Regions from separate parts of the Homo sapiens genome. Here region 1 is linked to region 2. Evidence: chromatin loops called from intact Hi-C (ENCODE). Cell type or tissue: dorsolateral prefrontal cortex. All regions are shown on one strand. Each heading gives the region's core, and the rest is flanking DNA. Links, peaks and the distances in the headings are about the cores only. Region 1 overlaps KCNQ1 (potassium voltage-gated channel subfamily Q member 1). Region 2 holds the start of KCNQ1OT1 (KCNQ1 opposite strand/antisense transcript 1).

The links. Hi-C counts contacts between places; a loop is a spot of excess contacts. Peaks named below come from ENCODE experiments on the same cell type or tissue, not always from the same donor. Only the 100,000 strongest peaks of a DNase experiment are listed, where the experiment ranks them.
Region 1: it touches region 2 in a loop (2.0-fold over the local background); 2 of 110 quality-filtered maps call a loop at or near these places.

The regions. Positions count from the first base shown.
Region 1 is chr11:2,799,751-2,809,841 of GRCh38, forward strand. The region is part of intron 15 of KCNQ1 (potassium voltage-gated channel subfamily Q member 1); the gene reads left to right. LOC124902614 (a long non-coding RNA gene) reads right to left here and starts at 374. Exons shown (of 3, transcript XR_007062554.1): 1 at 1-374. RefSeq lists enhancers at 52-989, 5,289-5,788. In dorsolateral prefrontal cortex, for the core only: no CTCF peak of the experiment used is centred there; DNase peaks (open chromatin) are centred at 5,451 and 7,711; H3K4me3 peaks cover 852 bases; H3K27ac peaks cover 866 bases; H3K27me3 peaks cover 307 bases.
Region 2 is chr11:2,694,974-2,705,064 of GRCh38, forward strand. All of the region lies in intron 11 of KCNQ1 (potassium voltage-gated channel subfamily Q member 1), which reads left to right. KCNQ1OT1 (KCNQ1 opposite strand/antisense transcript 1) reads right to left here and starts at 5,021. Exons shown (of 1, transcript NR_002728.4): 1 at 1-5,021. RefSeq lists silencers at 5,155-5,424, 5,435-5,504 and an enhancer at 5,222-6,461. In dorsolateral prefrontal cortex, for the core only: no CTCF peak of the experiment used is centred there; DNase peaks (open chromatin) are centred at 5,138, 5,868 and 8,011; H3K4me3 peaks cover 3,933 bases; H3K27ac peaks cover 2,072 bases.

The DNA of each region.
Region 1 (10,091 bases), core at 670-8,669, 100 kb after region 2:
CAGAATTTCTGGGTTGGAATCGGGAACATTTAGAGGAGCTTCTCAGTAGAGTTGTACAGAGTGGAAATGAGTCGGCAGGCTGCATGGGGGGTTCCAGTCACAGCACAGAGGGTGTGTGTTTTCGGTGCCTGCCCTCCTGAGCTCCAAGTGTCCCACGCCTGCCCGTCAGTCCTCATGTCTACCTGGGCGACCCCATTTTGAAGATGCAGAACTGAGGTCCGGAGAGGCCTGGGTAGCTGCCTAAGGGTGGGGTAGAAGCATGGTGCCGGCTCAGCCACCCTCAGGTCTCCAGGCTCCCAGCCAAGGGCTCCGATAAGGCTGCTGGGACCTGGGGGCTGTGAGCAGATGCAGACGTCCACAGTTCCCAGGGCTCTGACCCTGCCCTGTCTCCAGAGCCCACAGCCCCACCCAAAAGGCCAGGAGGTCACAGATCTGGGATCCTTTCCCGCCACCTTCAAGAAGGGAATAAAGCCACTTCCTGCTCCATCCCAGTGGCCTGAGGGTGTGGGAGGGACAGAGGCCTCCCCCAGCAGGGTAACCCTGCAAAGAGGGGGCTGACAGCCGTTCCTGCTTCCTACTGGGCAGAGGCTATAGAGGAGGTTTCCAGCGCCTCAGTGCAGGCAGCTGAGCCCAGACCCCTGGGCTGTCCTTGGAACCACTCCCAGCCCCTGCCAGCTTTGTAGCCTCTTTCTTCCCCACCCCACTTGCCTCACCTCGGCCCAAACCTGGGTACTCCCAGCTGCAGCCCTCCCCACTTTGCCTGCTCTGAGGCTGTGTAGGGCCCAGGGAGTGGGGGAAGGGGCCTGGGTCCCGCACAGGATTGAGGTGGCGTTTACAGAACCGGGGGCCAGAGCAGCTGTGGCCGTGAAGGTTCCAAGCTTGAAGTGGAAAGGGTTTTGATGCCAAGGTCCAACGCCCAGCTTATCATTGTGTAAATCTGGGCACCACACATAGCCTCTCTGTGACTCAGTTTCTTCAACCCTAAAATGGGGACATGCTTGCGGGGGTTCAGGAGATCCCCATTGAGCACGGAGAAGAGCAGGTGCTGTCCACTCAGTGACCATCTGCCGTCACCATTCCCCAAGTTATGGGAGAATTCAGCTATGGTAAGAGCAGAGAACAGGATGGCGCTGGGGCAGGAGGAGAAGGTGTGGCTGGCAGGCACTCATGAGGACAGGGTCTCAGAGCCCATTCTAGAGAATGTTCCAGAAGGCATGGGGAGGCAGGAGACCAGGTGTGCCCAGGGTGGGGACACTGGTAATGGGAGGTGCCAGAGCTGGTGACAGAAGCAATGGAGGTGGGTGCAGGGCTGGGGCAGGGCCAGGCAGTGGCTCCTGGGGTGCTGGTGGCCCAGACAGACTAGAGATGGTGGAAGGGTAGAGTGCAGTCAGGTTTGGAGTGGGTCCACTCTTTGCACAGACCAGCCCCCTAGAGGCTCCCCAGTTCCAACAGGATACTGGGCTCCATGGCTGTCACGTGGAGCTGTCTGTAGGTGGACTGGCTTCTGACCCACTCGGGGTGCCGGACCCTGCCCTGTGCCTGTAGGGGCGGGCACTCACCTGCCCTTGCAGTCCCCTCTAGCTCTCCAGCTTCCTGCTGGCCAGTCGTATCAGCTGGCTCAGCAGCAAAGGCTTCAGACCAGGGGACTTAGGTGAGAGAAATTTATTCCTCACAGTTCTGGAGGCTGGAAGTCCGAGAGCAAGGTTGTGGAAGGGTCGGCTCCTGGTGAGGGCCCTCTTCCTGGCTCATAGGCTGGGCCCTTCCTCTGTGCTTACACATCCCTGGTGCTGCCGCCTTCTCTTGCAAAGACGTGAGTCCTATGGGACCAAGGCCCTGCCTTCACAGTCTCCTTTAATATTTATCACCTCCTAAAGGCCTCGTCTCCAAACACAGTCACATTGGGGATTAGGGCTTCAACATGTGAATTTAGGAGGGCACAGTTCAGTTCATAACACAAGTCCTCCGTCGGGCCACTGGAGCCTGGGGAGATGCCCCCACTGCATGCTGAAGGGCAGGAAGTGAGGGAGGGGAGAGCTTGTTGCGGGGGTGTCCTTGCCTCTCAGGGCCACGCCCACTGCCTGCGCCAGGGAAGACCAGCAGTGACAGGGATGGTGTCCCCGCAGCCCCTGGGTTAACACTGCCTCCTCCCTTGCTCTTCTTGGCAGCACAGACCTCAGAAGGCTGGAGCCCCGGGCAGGCCCAAGCACAGAAAAAGCCAGAGCAGGGTCTGGGGTCTTTGCCTCCAGTAGGGTGTTGGGGGAGCTTTGTATTCTCTGTGGCTGGAGGCGATTTCGCCAGCTGCGGAGCGGGGCGCGGTGGGCACATTCACCCAGACTCACACCGGCCCAGGACGTGCTGAGGGTGTTGGGGCCCATCCACCCTCCACTCCGCTTTTCCAGGGGTCAGGCAGGGGGAGGCCACAGGGTGCCCAGCTTCAGCCACACCCGCCTTCTGACAATGCGAAGCCCACCTGGTCTGTGAGCTGTCGCCTCTGTCCTCACAGTGACAGAGCTGGCTTTGAGGGCAGCAGGACAGGGGTTTAGCCCTGGCTCCGGCCCTGTCGCCAGCCGGCAGCACTGGGGCCACCAGCACAGCCTCCCAGCCCTCACCAGTATTAACTGTCATCCCAAGGGGGCCACTGAGGCAGCGGGGAGCCTGCCCTGGAATGTGCCATCCTCGGGCGCAGGCAGCCCTTCATGGGCCTGCCCAATGTCTATTAATTAAGCCCCCTGGAGACTCCAGGAGCTGGGGGCCTTGGCTCAGTGCCCTCTCATAAAGTTCTGCTCTCTGGGGACCGTGGCTCTGGCAGCCACCCTGCCTCTCAGGAGCCAGCCTAGTGCCTCCTGGGTCCCCAGGGTATAGGGCCAGACCCCAAGGCTTAGTGGCAAGAGGCCCAGCAGATGCTCATTCTCCCGGTCAAACCCCTAGATGACACTCACTGGGGAACAGAGGGGCTGGGTCCAGGAAGGAGGCGTTTGCAGGGCGGGGTTGTCTCCTGAAGACTGCGAGCTAGAGGGGAGAAGCCACTGCATGCTCCCAGCCCTTCACCTCACAGTCCCGGAATGGGGAAGCTGAGTGGCCACCCACCCTTGGACGTTCCCTGAGCATTTCCCCACTCAGAGTCCAGAAGCCCCCAGCCCCAGCAGACCCTACAGCGCTACCTGCAAAGGCCAGACCGGCCAGCCAGGGAGGTGGGCTAGACAGTGCCCTGGCCACCACAGGGCAACCCCTCAGCTCCACTTCGCCACCCAGAGGAGCTGGCCCTGGCCACTCTCTCAGAGCAGGAGGTGACATGAAGGGAAGGTGGCAGGATGGGAGTGCCCATCAGCCGGAAGGCCACGGGAGTCAATGGTGAGGGGCAGAGTGAGCAAGGGGCTCAGGGTAGCCCAGAAAACCCAGCCGGGCCCCCCCCCCCACGGGCACCCAGGAACCGCCCTGGCTTTGCTGGAGGACCTGCCATGGCTTTGCCAGAAGACCCTGGGACTGTCTGGAGCATCCTCCCAAGGACTCGCCCCTAGTCAGGAAAAAATAGGGCCCCGGAGTCAGCAAGGGCTTCCTGGGGGCCCAGGTCAGCCTGGACGGTGGCAGGACTCGGCGAGGTGGGGATGGGGCTTGGAGGATGTGGCAGAGTTCCCATGGTGTGTGTAGAATGATATTCCCTCCAGACCACGGTGCCTTCTGGGCTCTGGAGAATGCACCTGTGTTCCCAGGAGCTTTAGGGGTACCCAGGTGGTGTGATGGGGAGCAGGAGCCAGTTGTTCCCAAACCTCGCCCTTTCTCCCTGCAGGCACTGGCAGAGCTGGGGGTGATGGGGCTTCAGTGGAGCCCGCCAGGACTGGGGACACAAGCCTAGGCCTGTACCGTCTGCAGCCCCATCTCCAGGTCCCGGCCTGCCCCAGCCTGCCCACCCCCAGCCTGTCCCCCAAATGCCCAGGGCTGTGGCCTGCCCAGACTTGCCAGGGAGCTCCTGTGCCCTTCTTTCTCCTGGCCTCTCAGAAGCACTCCCTGATCCTCTCCCCACTTCCCTCCTCCCCTCTCATCCCCACCTCGGGCCCACCAGCTCCCACCCTGCTATGCCCATGGACCCCAGGGTCAGCTTTTATGCACACTCAGGTACTCAGGACACCCCACACCAGCCATTGGATGGGGCCGCCTCTGCCACCTGCTCCAGCCACCTGGCAGATCCCACTCGGCTCACACAGAGCCTTGGCCAGCATGTGGCCGCAGCCCCAACTGCAGCGGAAGGTATCGGGGAGTCGAAGGCAGAGGGGAAAGGACGGGATGGCGGGTGAACCACACGGGGAGGAGCCTGGAGCTCCTTCTGCATTTTCTTAGGAAGTGCTGCAGGGACCCACTGGATTCTCTACAGCGCCCAGTAGCCCATTAGAAGATACAGAGGCAGCAATATTCACAGGGCCAGAAACAACTGCAGTTCACCCATGCTGTGCACCAGCTCCCACACCACCCATGCCACGTGCCTGCTCTCCACCGAGCCCTGCAAATGCCTCGGCACATCAGCAAGCACAGGCCTCCTGCAACGTCATTTTGCAGAAGGGAAACTGAGGCACAAAATACTCCACTGCCACCAAGTCACCCAACTCAGTGGTAGAGCTGAGATCTGAATGCAGGCCGCCTGGTCAAGCCCATCTGTGAACTAGAACCCCGCCGCCCTGGGCAGAAACAAGGCTGTATTGACGGTGCTGGGAGAGATGAGGGGAGGGAGGGATGGAGGCCGGAACAGAGCCGGCTGCTCCCCTCAGAGGGCTGGGTGTCACCCCAGTTTTGTCTGTGGGTTTGTGGAGAGCATCACTGAAATTTCTAACTTGACAGAGTGGTTCCAGGGCTCATATAGAAGCATAAAGAGGTGAAAATAGCTGATATTTCTAAAGGCAAAAGCTAACGAGTGGGGTTGCACTGCCCAGCGTGAAGCTGCAGCCACCATTCTCCACACTCTCCTGGCCCTTGGCACAGGATGAGCCTTGCAGACGGAGGCGACACCAAGGCCTTCCCCTGCGCCCACACCCAGCGTCTGGAGCTGCTGGAAATATGTGTCCCCACCATGAAACTGATGCTGCTGTTCATCCCATTTTGTGTATGAGGAGACTGAGGCACGGGCCCACAGTTGCCAGCTGGGATTTGTCCCAGGCCACCTGGCTCAGGTCACCGGAACATGTGACAACACATGTGGTCAGGGAGAGGCAGCACCACAGTCAGATACAATGCTGACAGGGACGGCAGAGTTCCACAGGCAATGAGGCCCCCGGGGTAAAAATGAAGCAGTTTGAAAACAAAACCAGGAAGAGTGTCTGGCCATCCCGGGCCTGAGTTTCTGCCCATGGGCAGCTGCCGGACAAGCCCTCTGGTGTGTCAGCGGGTCAGGCTGAGCCAGACGTGGAGATGAGGCTGAGAGCCGGAAGCAAGGGCTTTGTCTCTAGAAGACGCAGGGGTGGTTCACAGGCCGCTGGGGACCCAGGTCACAGAGCCTTTCCCCCAGCTCCAGCCTGGCTGGGGAGAGCAAAGGCTGCAGCTGCACAGGGCCCCTCCCTGCCTGCCCAAAGCTGCTACCAGACAGCAAGCTGGGGAGAAAACTGCAGCCGACGACGGAGAGGGACGACATTTTGCAAGTGAAAACTCAAATCTATGAGAAAAGCACTCGCCCCGCAGTAGGAAAGCAGGCAAAGAACTAGAAAGACAATTTACAAAAGGATCTGAAGGTCCTCACTGCACTCATCCTGTAAGGTGGACTTGGGGCCTCATCTGGCCCCGCTGCCTGTTTTTGTAAATAAAGTTTTAATAGCACATAGCCACGCCCACCGGTGGACACATCGTCCCTGGCTAACCTTACACCACCTTGGCAGAGTTGAGTCGTTGTAACAGAGATCGTGTGACCAACGAAGCCAGAACGATTTACTCTCTGGCCCTTTAGAGAAAAGCGTGCTAGCCCTTGCTCTAAGAGTTTCAGTGAAGAGACGCAAGATGCAGAAATGAACCTAATTGTGTGGTCTTCCGTGCTGGGGAAGCCGAGGAGAAATGGAAGTATGAGCCGGTTCCCTGCTCCAGAAATCGCTCTGATGACACGTATCACGGGGATTAAAAAACATTCCTCCCCCCTTGACCTCATAATCCTCCTTCCAGGATTCTCTCCCTAAAGAACAAATCAGAGTTATGCACAAACAAGCTAATCACAGCCTTATTTATAATAGTGAGAAATTGGAAACAGACCGCATGTGCAGCATTTGCGGGATGTTGGTTCTTGTTATGCACATTAGGGACAATTATGCAGCTTTCAGTCATCCCTCAGTGACCCAGGAAAATGCCCCATGTACAAGGTTACTGGAGACAAACATGGTCCCAGTTTCTGGGGTGGGAGGTGGTGCCCAAAACATCACCTTACAGAAAATGCCCGGAAACGTGTCTCTGGAGGGTGGACTTAGAGATATGTTTTTGAAACAGATTTTTTCATATTTTTCAAAATTTCTCCCGTAAGTGGTTCTTACCTCCATAACAGAAAAAGAGTAAACAATCAATGTGGAGTGAGGAAGAAGAGAGGGGAGGGAGAGAGGAAGGGAGGGAGGTACGCAGGGAGGCAGCAAGGGGACTTCCCTGCTGAGGACGCTAGCCCCTCCGTAATTTGTCTGTCCTTCCCAGCCTGCCTGGGGCCACATGGGCCACTGTGCCCAGTGAAGCCTGGCTTCCTTGTCTGTGGTGCCAGCCATGTGGGAGGGTAGGCGACCCGCCTTGGGCTGTGTAACGCAGGCTTGCCTCTTCCTTACCCCGGTTGTGCCAGTGGCTAGGCACCAGGTAACCTGTCTGTGCTCCCCACCGAGCAGCTGGGCCGTGTCTGCTTTCCGAGGAGGCTGCAGGTAACCCTTCTCTAACCTGCTCAGCCCCCAGCTCCATCTTCCACCTGTCCTGGGGGATCCCCATTCATTCTCTCCGTGGGCATCATCAGAGGCTCAGCTGTACCAGACCACTGCCCGGGAGTACGTTCGGGCTCAGGTTTCCCTTGAGGGTGGCCCCCACCTGACCCCTCCCCGCCCCTCTCTTGTGCCCTGAGAGAATAGCGTGCCCCCAGAGACAGTAAAAGCCTGGCTTGCGTGCTGGCTCCGGTGACACACAAAGGCCTCTGCTTCTCCACTCTCAGGCCAGCCCGAGAGGGACGGCACCACCGGGACAGCACCAGCGGGGGCATGGGGAGGGGTGACAGGTTGGGCGGGGTCCCTGGGGCTGGGGCGTAGCCCCTCTCTGCAGGCCCCACAGTCTGTGACCGTGCAGGGAGGGTGCTGGGAGTCTCGGCTCTTTCGGAAGGCGCCAGTGTTTCCTTGTCACAGAATGAAGTAAATGGGACGATGAAGGGGCAGTGTTTAAATGGCTGCTTTAGCCCGTTTGGAAGTCTGCTAATTATTCTCTTGAGGAAAGAAATGCAGGTTCATTATTATAATGAGCTTTGGGCAAAATATTTCATCGAGCCTGACAAGCCGCAGCGACGCCTCGAACGTGGCCGGCTCTGAAAGGCCTCCTATTCTGCTGGAAGCTAATTGGCCCGGGGTCTTCCCAGCCCTGTGCTGTTTGTGTGCTATTTTAATTCGCTTATGAAAAGCCCCCGCTTTGATGTCCGGGACCAGATAAGGCCGGGAGGGGACCCTCCATGGAGAGCGGGACTGTGCCGCCCGCGGTCGCTGCACTGGGCCTCCTCGCCCCCCCACTCCGGGCCCGGGGCCAGCGCGATGTCATGAGGTAACTGAACAAACAGTCCTGCTGAAAAATATGCTTTTGTTTCACTAATAAATCCCTCCTCGGAACACTCCCGGGCCGGGCCCTCCTCGGGCCCAGCCTACCAGGCCTTCCCGCCCAGTGCCTCCGCAACCCGCGCCAGGACAGCCGGCGGTGGGCACAGGCGGGCGAGGGGCACCCCCACCCCCTCCAGGGCCCCCCTTCCCTCAGCCTCCTCCCCACCCACCCGAGCTGCCTGCCTTTCCCGCACTCTCCTCCCTGACTTCCTCCCACCTACCGGCCTCTTCCGACCTCTCTCTGCCTCTTTCCCCCATCACGATACTCCAGTGGCCACCTTCCCTGCCCACCATGCCTCCTGGCCCCCAATCCGGTCACCAACTTGAGGCTGCCCCTGACAAGCCCTGGCTGCAGCATGAGGGAAGCAGCGGTAGAGAAGGCCAAGTTTGGGCACCTTGCACAGCCTCCTGGAGCCTCGGTTTCCACATCTGTAAGGATGAGACAGGAACGGTCTCTCTGGGGGCAGGGCCGGTGGTACCTGGAGCCCTCCCCACTGAGCACCTGGCCCAGTGCCCGGCACGTGGCAAGTGAAGGCGGCTGCTTCCCGCCCCTCTCATGGACACCACTGTGGGCACCACTTGGGCACCCTGTGGGCTTATTTTCCCTGCCCACTGCCAAGCACCAGACCAAGATCTGATGCCATCTGCCCAGGGCATTGAGGGTGAACCCATCCAGGCTGGCCCGCCTTCCAGCCCTCCCCCAGCACCCACCAAGCCCCTGCGATATCCCAGTGGAAGATAATGGAGGTGTTACGGGGATGGGCTAGAACTCGGTCCTGGCATCACAGAGCTACCCCGGTCAAAAATATACCATGTAATTACAGACCAGGAAAATTACTGTGCAGGAGCAAAGCAGGGCACTGTGCCGGAGAGGAACAGGGGTGGTCAGGGAAGACCTCCGAGGGAGGGGCATTTGAAAATAGCATTCAGAGTTGCTATTAATAGGCTCTGATGCAGAACTGAGCAGAGAAGAAAACAAAAGAGGACCATAATATCTCCACAGAGAACTATCATTAATTTTTTAAATGGGAGTCCTCAGGTAGGTTGGTTGATTGAGTGATTGATTGATTGATAATCTTGGTTCTATTTGAATTTCTAGAAAATTCCAACAGTACAGAAAGGTCTGAAATGAAAGGTAAATACCTTCATGACCATGCCCCCTTTCCCTAGGATACCCCTTGTTATCCTAGAAATACCCATCCTTAGTGTGAGGAGAGCAGCATTCCAGACGCTTCTCTGTATGTTGCATAGAAAAAGGATGGTTAGATACATGGGCAGATTAATGGATGGACAGATTGTTGTATGGAGGATTAGGGGAGGGATAAATGGATGGATGGATGAACACATGGACAATGGGTGGGTAGATGGGTGAATAGATGGGTGGACAGATGGAAGGATGGATGGATATATGGATGCATGGAGAGACAGAGAAATAGATGCAGAGATGGAGGGAGGGAGGGAAGGAGGGATGGATAAATGGAGGAATGGAGGAATGGATGGATGGAGGGGTGGGTAGGTGGGTGGGTAGGTGGGTGGCCAGACAATGGATGTGTGAGTGAGTAGATGAATGAGTGGGCAGACAGACAGACACACCATCAGAAGCAAATATAAATATGGAATCAAGGGATGCCTGCAGCTTTTGAATTGTTGATTTTTTTCTTTTTTTAAGAAGAAACCAAAGTAAAACAGAAGGAATTGCTGAATTCAGATAAATGTTTCTTCACCAAAAGAGAAATTCATTTCTAAATGTCACTTTCAGGTTAAGGAAAATAAAATGTGGGACGCTGGACTCATCGTGGGTTTTTGCGGTCTTCTCTCAGCTTTGTGTGGTAGCCAGCGACGCTGCAACCCCGCCCCCGCAGCCTCCTGGTGCAGCACGTGTTCATTTATGGGTTGTTGTTACCGTGGCATTGGTCCAGGTTTGTGATACTTGTGCACAGCTTGGGGGCTCTGCTTCCCTCTGTTTGTTCGTCTTGGTGCTGTGTATGAAGGTGGCAACAGACTCCCCATAGTCCTCTCACCACAGACACCTCTTCTCAGTTCTTCGTTTCCAGTTGGACTCATCTCCTGACTGGTTGGGTTTCTGCCTCGGTCGCTGACTCCAGAGGGCCCCACGGCTCATGCCTGCTTCCCTGCTATCCTCCTGTGCACTGTTGGCCTTTATCATCTCCACCACGTGCTCAACACTCCAGGCCAGAGCCCTTCTCTCAAATCCCCTTTGGTTCTAGCCATGTTTCCCTGAGCTCTTCCCTCTCTGTCTCTAATTGATGTGTTTTCCTCCCAAACCCTCCTTCCTTGCAT
Region 2 (10,091 bases), core at 1,016-9,015:
AGAAGAAGGCTGGCAGAGCCAAAGCTCAGTGAGGGAGGACAGTGGTCAGAGAGGTAAGCAGGGCAGATCTTGTAAAAACCTGATGGAATTTGAATTTTATTTCCTAGAAATAGAAGCCACTAGAGGGTATCTGGCAGGAGAGTCATGGAGGCACATTCATTCGTTGGTTCTTGGCTTTTGGGACTCTGCACAGAGTTGATCACAGCCCTCAGCCTATGAAACACTGTCACCCTGTAAGGGTCTGCATAAAGTCACCGCTCTCTTCCTCTCCATGCTTTTCCACTTCATCTCTAGCCTCTATCCTTGCTCTCCTCCCTACACAAACAGCTTCTCCAGGGTAATTTATTTATATCATTGTGTGTGTGTGTGTGCACTCACGAGCACTCCCTAGTACTGCGTGTCTGGGTGGTGTGTAATTTTAATTTAAATACACAGTCATGTACTGAGGCCCTCTTTCTGTTTGGCATTTGTGTCACTCAGCACTGTGTTTCCACGCGTCTCTATCTTGTGAAGTGTACATCTAGTCCCCTGCTCCTAACCACAGTGACCAGCTCCAACTGCCCACCCCTATGGGCCATGCTGCCCTGAGCATGCACACACACAGCCTCTCGTTGTTCTGGGTGAGAACTGCTCCAGCATGTTTACTTAGGAGGGAAACTGCTGGGCCACAGGTATAAAATATTTTATTTGAGGAAGAAGTGTTGGCCAGCTCTTCAGAACGTCTGTGCCTGTCTCCGTCCCCACCTGCAGCACACAGGGAGGCTTGTTCCTTGCCTTCTGCCAACACTTGGCCTTATCCTACTTTCTAATGCTTCTCCTATGAAGAATAGCTGTTGCTTTCATTTACATTTCTCTGATAACTGATTAGCTTGGGCAAATTTTCATCTGTTTGTTAACCCTCCTGCAAACTGGCAATCTTCCTACCTTTTTCTTAATGATTTGTGGTGCTTTCTGGTATATTTTAGCTGTTGTTCCCTCCTCAGCTTTAATTGTTTCAAATATCTTGTAATGAGTCATGGCAAAGTTACATTCATGAGTGTAAAAGTGAAAAACGCAAATTGTTTCCTTAGTATTATTATGAAAACAGTCTTGACCCTTGCCATGATGGATTTATTTAACAGAAATCCTTAATCCATAATCATTAATGCATTCAAGTTCATACATTTTAGTCTTGAGGTTTGTGCTTTCTGGATCCTGTTTAAGAACCCCACGGCCACCCTGGCCCTGGAGATTATTCATTTTTTCTCCTATTAAACAAATGGCAACTACCTTTTGCTTTCAAATATTTAGTCCATTTGGAGTCTACTTTTCCTAGGGGCTCAGTTAGGAATCCATATTCCTATTCCTCCATTTTAGGGCTGGCTTTCCAACATCATCTTCTGAACAGTCCCCACTGATATGTGGTGCCACCTTTATCACATGTCCCCTTCCTCTAGACTTGGAGTTACCTCTGAGCTCTCTTCTGGGCCTCTGTCACCACACCGCTCTGATTGCTGAAGTTGGCGTGTGCCCTGGTATCTGCCAGCAGAAGTCCTCTGCTCTCCTTTTCAAAAGTTCAGTTGGCATTTACAAATATTTTTCTTCCACATACATTTTAGAATATGTTTGTTAAATTACTCAAGCCCTCCAACTGGAAGTTTGAGTGGAGTCCTGTTGAACTTAACAGATTTGGAAAATCCTGACGTCATTCTAATGCCAAGTTGCCCTGTTCAAGAAAATAAAATGTCTCTGCATATGGAAAGATCTCCCTCTATATCCTCCAATAGAGTTTTAAAATTTTTTCCATAAAAGTCGTCGTCTTTGTTAATTCCTAGACTGGTATAAATTTTGCTGCTATTCTGATTGCTGTCCTAATCTCTATTATGCTTTTTTTTAGTCAGTTGCTATTGGCATAAAGAAATGTGGTTTGTTTTTGTTTTTTGTTTTGAGTACACTGATCTTATATCCAAAACCTCTCTGAAATCTGAAATCTCTCTTTAGTTGTTAAGTTCCTTAATTTTTTTTTTCCATGTAGCCCAGTAATTTTCAAAGTGTAGTCTGGGGATTCCAGAGAGCCCCCCAGACCCTTTCAGGAAAGGTCAAAAACATTTTCATAATAATACTCGACATTATTTGCCTTTTCTTTCATTCTCACAAAGATAAAGAGTTTTCCAGAGGCAGCACACCATGACCCCAGTGGAATATGTGCTTGTATAGTTCTGCTTTAAACATTTCTTAGTTTTAACTTCTAAGATGGTAACTATCAACAGATAGAATCTCTATCAAGAAAAGCCCTTTGGGGGTTTCAATAACTTTTAAGAATACAACAAGTCGTAACACCAAAATGTTTGAGAATCTTTATGGAGACCATCAACCCTATGAGCTACACTAAGTTTTATCACTTCCTACCTGATCCTCACATCCCCATTTCTTTTTCTTGTATTAGGGTATGGCCAGGATGACATCCTTGGCCTACTCCTTATCTTAAAGAGAATGATACACTTTTAATTTCTCTATCAAGTTTACTGAAAAGTTAAGTTTTGGTTTATAACTTGTATCAAGTTGAAGAAGTTCCTCTCTAGTCCTGGCTTGCTAAGTGGTGTACTCCACTACCCCAAAATCACACATAGGCGTTAAACTTTATCACATCATTTTTTTCTGCCTCTATTGAGGGAACCATATGGTTTTTCTCCTGTAGCCTCTTAATGTGAATTACATGGATAAAGTTTCTGATATTGGATCATCTTTGCATTCCTAAGAGCAATCCCACTTGTTTAAGAATTGTTGTTTAATACATATTATTGGATTCAGTTAGCTAGCATTGTACAAGGAACTTCTGCATCTACATTCATAAGGGAAATTCTTTATAGTTTTCTTGTGCTTTCTATCTGAATTTGGACATGCTCTGATTCGCAATTTTAAAAAATCCCTCTAGCTGGAGCATAAATCCTGAAACAGACCCACTTTTCTCCTCAGCATGTTAGGAAACACATTAAAATACACCCATAATCAAGCAACTCAATCCTTAAATTTTTCTCCTACTGAGTATCTGGAAAACAGGTGCAGAAATGGATCATTTGAGACACCATAGAAATCTGGTTAATCCTGCCTGCCTGCTTTCCTTCAAGTACTGACTGAGTAAGGCTGTGTATCAGGCTCTTGGCTGGGTACAGAGCAGGCAGCAGAAAACAAAACAGAGTTCCTCGTTGGGAGCTTTTGGTCTAGCAAAAGGGGCACCACAGTAAAGAAAGAACTGGTAAATGCACATCAAATGTGGATATTATCAGGAAAGTTTTTATACTTTGTGATAATCTAAGACAGAACTATTCTACCTGGATGAATTATTCTCTTTCATAACCAGAACAGTGCTGTGGGAAGGCACTCTTACTCTCAATTTTATATAAAAGGCTATTTGACCTGCTCAGGGACCACAGTGGGGTACTGGGATCTGAACATAGTGGTGGCCCTTCAAGCCTACTACCCAGACTGAGACCTGCATCTGATCAACTCTCATCTCCAATATGACCAAGAGACTTCTACCACTACCTCTCACCTGGCAGGTGATCACCACCCCCAACTCAGACTGCAACCTTTACTTCGCCCCCTAATTCCTGACTCAGAATCCCCACCTAGAGGCAGAACTTCGACTTCAATTCCTGACTCCCATACCCCACTGAGACCTCTAACCCCAATCCCAATCTCTTAACTCAGAGCCCCCCATTCAGAACCTCTACCCAAAGACAGACTCCAGACCCTGACTCCAGTCGCCAACTCGGACCTCCCTTGGATCTCAACTCAGAGCCATGATGCAGACTCCAGACCGGGATTCAGGTCCCCAACTCAGACTCCCGATCCTCTGTCCCTAATGAGGCCCTACCTAAAACCACCATGCGGACTCCAGACCCGGACTGACTGGGACCCCAACTACTCAGATCCCAACTCAGGCAAACTCCCAGCCAGGATGTGGACCCTAGACCCGAATTCTGATCCCAACTAGGATACCTAACTCAGAACCACAACGGGGATTCCCACCTCCGATCCTAATTCGGGCCCTGACTCAGAACCACTAAGTGGATTTCCGACTCCGGTCCCAATTCGGGCTTTGACTCAAAACCACAACATGGATTCCCAACTTCCATCCCAATAGCGCGGACTCAGAACCACGATGCGGATTCCAGACTCCAATCCCAATTCAGCCCACTCTGAACCACCATGAGAACTATAGACCCGGAATCCGATCCTTGGGACGCGGCCAGGAACTCGGACCTCGACCCTGGCCACGCTGTCCATAAGGTGCAGATGGGAGCGCACTGCCCAGGCCAGGCTGCACTGCTGACGCCTGTGATCTGGGACGGCCGCGGGGCACACAGCTCACCTCAGCAACGCCAGTGATCACCCGTCCCGCGCCGTCCGCCCAGGTCCGTGCTGACCGTGTTCAAACCCTCCCAGAGAGATGGGGAGGGCCGCGCTGAGGAGAGTCTGGGAGAACCGCACTGAGGAGCCGCCGGGAGAGTGCCGCGCTGAGGAGCCCCCGGGGAGAGTGCCGCGCTGAGGAGCCCCCAGGAGAGTGCCGCGCTGAGGAGGCCCAGGGAGGACCGCGCGGAGGAGAACCATGCTGAGGAGCCCCCGGGGAGAACAGAACCGCGGCGAGAGGCCCCCGGAGAGAACCGCGCCGAAGAACCCCCGGGGACAACCGCGCCGAAGAACCCCCGGGGAGAACCGCGCCGAAAAGCCCCGGGTGCCCCGAGGAGAACGGCGCCGAGGAGTCCCCGGGGAGAACTGCGCCGAGGAGCCCCCAGAAGAGCGCCGCGCTGAGGAGCCCCGAGGAGAACCGCGCCGAGGGGCGCGCCGGGGAGAACCACGATGACTGACGCACCGAGGAGGACCGCGCTGAGGGGCGCACCGGGAGAATCGTGCTGAGGAGCCCCGGGGAGGACCACGCTGAGAGGCACCCCGGCAGAATCGCGCTGAGGGGCGCCCTGGCAGGATCTTGCTGAGGAGCTCCCTGGAGGTCCGTGCTGAGGCGACGCGGCGACCGTTCTGCCTGGAGACTGCGGCAGCGCTCCGACTGCCCCCGCCGCTGCCGACGTGGCGACCGCCCCCCACCTGCTGATTGGGCGGCAGCAGGGGAAGGCTTGCGGCGGGCTGCTGCACGGATTGGCTGGGTGCGGAAAGTGATGTGCCGTGTCCTGTCATTGGCCGAAAGAGTCTCGTTTTGATGCCACCCGGGCTCAGATTGGCCCAGCGGGTCCAGCGCCGCATGAGGCACTGGCTGGGTGTGAGGTGGCGCGAGCCGCCGCCCTCCCTGCCCCCACCCGTCGTCCCTGAGCACCACCGGGGGCCGGGGCCAGCGCCAGCCTCAGCGTTGGCATCGCCGGGGTGAGCTGGAGACACGGGCCAGTTCTCTGCGTGATGTGTTCACCACCCCGGGGTGACCGCGTGAGGACAGCGGCCGCACCCCGACACTGCTGTGGGCCCTCGGTGTGGAGGCCTGTGGGCGTCCAGGCCACGCCCGAGACCAGCCCCTCCGCCGGCGCCGCTGCAGCGACCCTCGAACCCGGGCAAGGTCTCCACCGCCGTGGCACCGGGTGCGGGAGGCGTTTTCCCCCCTCCCAGCGGGTCCATGCAGGGGATCGGGATGTTCTGAAGCCCCCACTGCTGTGCCTGGAACACCCGTGTCTGCCGCTCACCCCTGAGGACTTGGGACCTCAGGGGGTGAGTGGCAGGGGTGGCCGGGACATGCCAGGCCACCCACCTGGCAAAGGGCAGCGCCGAGGGCGCCCCGCGCCTGCCAGCGCCCGGCCGGGCCCGCCCTGCCCACCTCCCATCCCCCATCCGGGCGTGACACTTGACCGCGTCTGCCGGCCCCTCCCCTTGTCCGTCCCCTCCGCGCCGCTGGCGCGCGCCTTCTGAATGCCAAGCATTGCCATAAACTCCGGGGACAAAAGCCTGGGTCACAAAAGCCCCCTCTAGAAGTTCACACCCTGAGGCTTCCCTGGCAAGGCTGGGGGCCGTTTGGCCCTTCCATGTGGACTGCAAAAACAGTGTTGGAATGCAGGACTCTGGGTATGTTCTCGAAAGTTGTTACAACCCCAACCCAGGGTTGACCTCAAACACAGGAGGAAGGGGGAGGCTGGAGCCAGCCAAGCGAGCCAGCCGTCCCCCCACCAAGGCACGCAAGGAGGCCATTCATCTTCACTGCCTCTGCCGAAAATATACGTCTACGGGAGAGCCAGGAATCTCTCTCCAAGGGTGACCGGGTTGGGGGTTTTGTTGTTCTTCAGCCCAGAAGAGAAAGAGAAAATGGTGTCATTTTTTCAGGCAGCAAGTGATTCCTTTCAGGCCTTCAGCAACGACGCCCAGATGAGTCCACTCCCTGCCTCCTGCTCAGCCCACAGGCAATCTGGGCACAAGTGACACATCCCCTGGGCGCCTGTCCCTTCGCACTGGCCCAGGGAGTTCATGTGTCTGATCAGAGGGCGCAGTCCACCCTCACTATCTAGCTGGGAAGTTTTTGTCATCTGCCTGTCCGAGAGGCAGCTGTGCAACCAGTGCCATCACTCAGAGCCAGTGCTCAGGTGCACCCCAGACTCAGGGTTTCACGCTATAATGTCACTGTCTTGAAATTCTTGATAGTTACTATCTTTGAACTTGTGTTTTAGAAGTGAAGTCTGAGGGGAAAATGGAGCTTGGAACTTCAGCTCCCAAGTGGCTTTCCCACCTTCCTGCCTCCTCAGGACAGATTATCAGCTGCCTGTCTGCCTGCTTCCTCTGTGCCCAGCCTCTCTCTTGACATCCAAAGGATCACAACTCCCACTCAGTGACCACTATTATTCTCTGCCCCTGACCAAAAAGAGCAGGGCAGGGCTGGAGTCCTGACCCTGGCCTGGACTCTGCAATGCAGAGATACCTGCAAGTCTCATTTCCCCGCCTGTAGGATGGAGGTGATGCTGACAGCCTCTTGGAGCCATTGAGATAGGAAACGAGAGAGATTATGTGAGAAGACAGGGTCAGGAATGTTGAGTTGAGGGTGGCCTCAGGCCCCTGTCCTGCTCCTTTTTGCTGCTTGGGGTGCAGCTCAATTCCAGCCTCACTGTGGCCCCCAGGCCTCCTCTGGCCTTCCTCAGCCTTCCTCAGGAGGCCAGAATCCTCCCCTGATCACCCTCCCTGCATGTCCATTTCTACCTCCCCAGGAGGTCAGGGGAGCAGGATCCCAGGTCTTCAGAGTCATTTCACAGATTTCACCAGAATAAAAGTCCCACTCATGTGGGGTTTACATTCTGGTGGGAAAGACAGATTTTCGAAACGTGGCCATTTTTCTTTGGGCCTTTGTTAGCTGCATCAGATGGAGGAGGTAGCCTGGTGGACTCCTTCAGTCCTCGCTCTTGGACACAGAGCTGTCTCCCAGCCTTTGTTGTTGTGTTCTCCAAGGATGTCGAACACAGGCTGAAAAGCTCCCTAAATCAATTTCACTTAAAATGGTGTCCACCCTCCTACTAAAGAGTGACAAAGGGTGTTGGTTAGGATTTTTATCTTGAAAACTGATTTGTAAAGTCATGAAAATTGAGCTTATTTGGTCTTACACTTAACAAAACTGTGGGTTCTAATTGTGGGCCTGGATGGGGACATATCTTACAAGTAGTTGATTCATTTATATAGATTTTCATGTTCTGGGCTTGCCTCCACCCTCTACCTAACCCTGGAACCTCAGACCCCAAGCTCCTGGGCACTTGGATTTTTCCCTGACAAATTCCCCGCCTGTGATATTCCATGGGCACCTCACCTTGTGTGCTTGTGTGAGGTCTCCTTGAGTACTCTTAGCAGTGGGGTTGCCAGGCCAAGGAGCCTGTCACTATTGTTTGTGACCAGCTCACCAGACGTGGTCAGGAAGGACAGTTCTGTGTCCTATGTCCTCTGCTCCTCACCCCCTCGCCACACACGGGGTGCCGTCAATCAGCCAGCGCCGCCTGCCAGCCCAGCGCACCTGTTGTGTGCCCCCACTCCCGCCTCCTCTAGTCCTTTGGGGGAAGAGTGGAGAGGAAAACAGGCCGAGACTGAGAGGGGTTTGTTGTCTCGTCGGGCGACAAGAGACACGTGGGAATTGGCTAGAGAAGCATGTGAGGCTGGGCGGACTCCAGGCCAGCCCCAGAGGCAGATGGGGGCTGCCAGGCAGGCTGGGAGGTGAGCCCAGGGCTGGCCTTGGGCACCATGGCAGAATTCTGGGAGGGGGCTGCAGTCACGGCCAGCTCCCTTTCTGAATTGTTCTGTGGGTTGTGGAAGGCTTTGAAATTTGGCGCCTGCACCTTGTCACCTTCTTGGGACTCAAGGCTGCAGGGGTGGGTGTGAGACAGAGAGCCTGGGCACCTGGTGGCCACTCCCTGAGCTCCCCACGTGACAGAGGGCAGGTCCCATTCTCCTTTTGTGTCTGGTTTGCCTCATCTGTACATGGTAGGGGCTGAGCTAGCGTTCCTTGCACTCCCTCCAGCTTTACTCTTTGGGGTTCAAAAGGTTCCCTTGCAAGCCTGTGCACCCGAGAGCACGCACGCACACACGCACTCACAGCTGAAGAGAATTAGGCTCAAAACGTCCACTCGGCTTTTCTCTTGATTCCAAGGTATTTAGAGTGGGGGTGGGGGATTAGGGGAGGAAGTTGCTGAGCTAATTCTTTTGCATTTGCCAGCACAGAAGTGCAGATGGGGCCCAGAGCCCCGGCGGTGTCCCAGGGGAAACACCAGTCCTCTTCTGCAGTGCAAGGCAGGAGAAAGAACTGCTGTGGGAGCCCCTCACCCAAGCAGCAGGATGTGTGGCAGGCCCTGGCCAAGGAGTTCTGTGGGCCTCAATTCTCTCCCTACCCTGCCCCCACCCTCGGAGTCTAAGGGTGGAACCATCTTCAGACCCAGCCAGGTTCCCAAGTTGCTGCTTCCCTCGGAAGCTGAGAGGCCCAGGGCCACGTGGCAGCCTCCGCAGTCCATCTGAAGAAAGGCCCCACCCCACGCTGCTCTCAGGAGTGGACAGGAACGTGGGGGAGTGGGGGTGGTTAGGACCTCAGGGTTATCCCTGAGTGGCTGATGCATTGCCAGGAAGCCTGCTCTTAAGGTCAGCCCTTGCAGTTGGCAGTCTGTGGCCCCTCCTCGGTCCCCTTCAGTGAGGCTTTTTGCATGCATTGGTCCACACACCCACCACTGCAGCTGTCCTGGGTAAGGGCTCTGTGATCCTGCAACGCCCACCTTCTTCCTTCACTGGTCATAGGTTTCTGCTGACCCTGCAGCCCATGTCCTTGTTCCAGAATCTTCCGCCTCCTGTGGCCTGTGTGTCGCCTGCACCTGCATTCCACTGGGGCTTCCCTTCCAACTTGATGGTTTCAGGTACATGGGCCTGTTGTCAACTCTGTTCCCACTGAGCCCATGAGACGGCTATTCCTTTGAGACATGTTTACTTGACTTCCTGCCCCAGGTCTCTGCTGTACCCACAGGTGGCATGGACTCATGTCCCCACCCAAATCACATCCCCACCAGGATGGGCAGGCTCTGGGTCCTTTTGGGCCTTGTAGGCTGTCGTCAGAGGGGAGGCACAGTGGGGAGTCTCTAGGAGGTTTTGGGCAAGGCAGTGCCAAGGATCAGATCTCCCTTCTAGAAAGGTCACTCTGGCTGCTGAACAGAGAGAGAACTGAAGAGAGGCAGCAGGGTGAGGGGGAAGACTACGGGGGACTTGCCGTCACCCAGTGAGAGAGATGGGAGGGTTGGAGAAAGCGAGCATCTGTGGAGGTGTGAGAAGTGCCAGGCTGGGCTCCCTCAGGCGGCAACTTTGTCTAGACTTCTGGCTGAGGACAGGGAGGAGCTTAAGGTAGCCCTCAGCATCCAACAGGGGTAGCAGCCTAGTGCATGTATGACCACGAGCGAGCCCAAGGGAAGGACGGGTTTGGAGGGTTTCTGAAGATCTGGCTTGGATATAGTGGGGTCAGACCCTATCCCTCCACCCAGCTGCAGTGACAACTCTGTGGCTCTGGGGCACTGTCACCCTGTGGCATGGCCTGTTTGTGGTGTCCATTGCCGTCTTAGCTACCCAAGGCCCAGGGAGAGGCACACGGCTCAGGCTGACAGAGTGTGACAGAT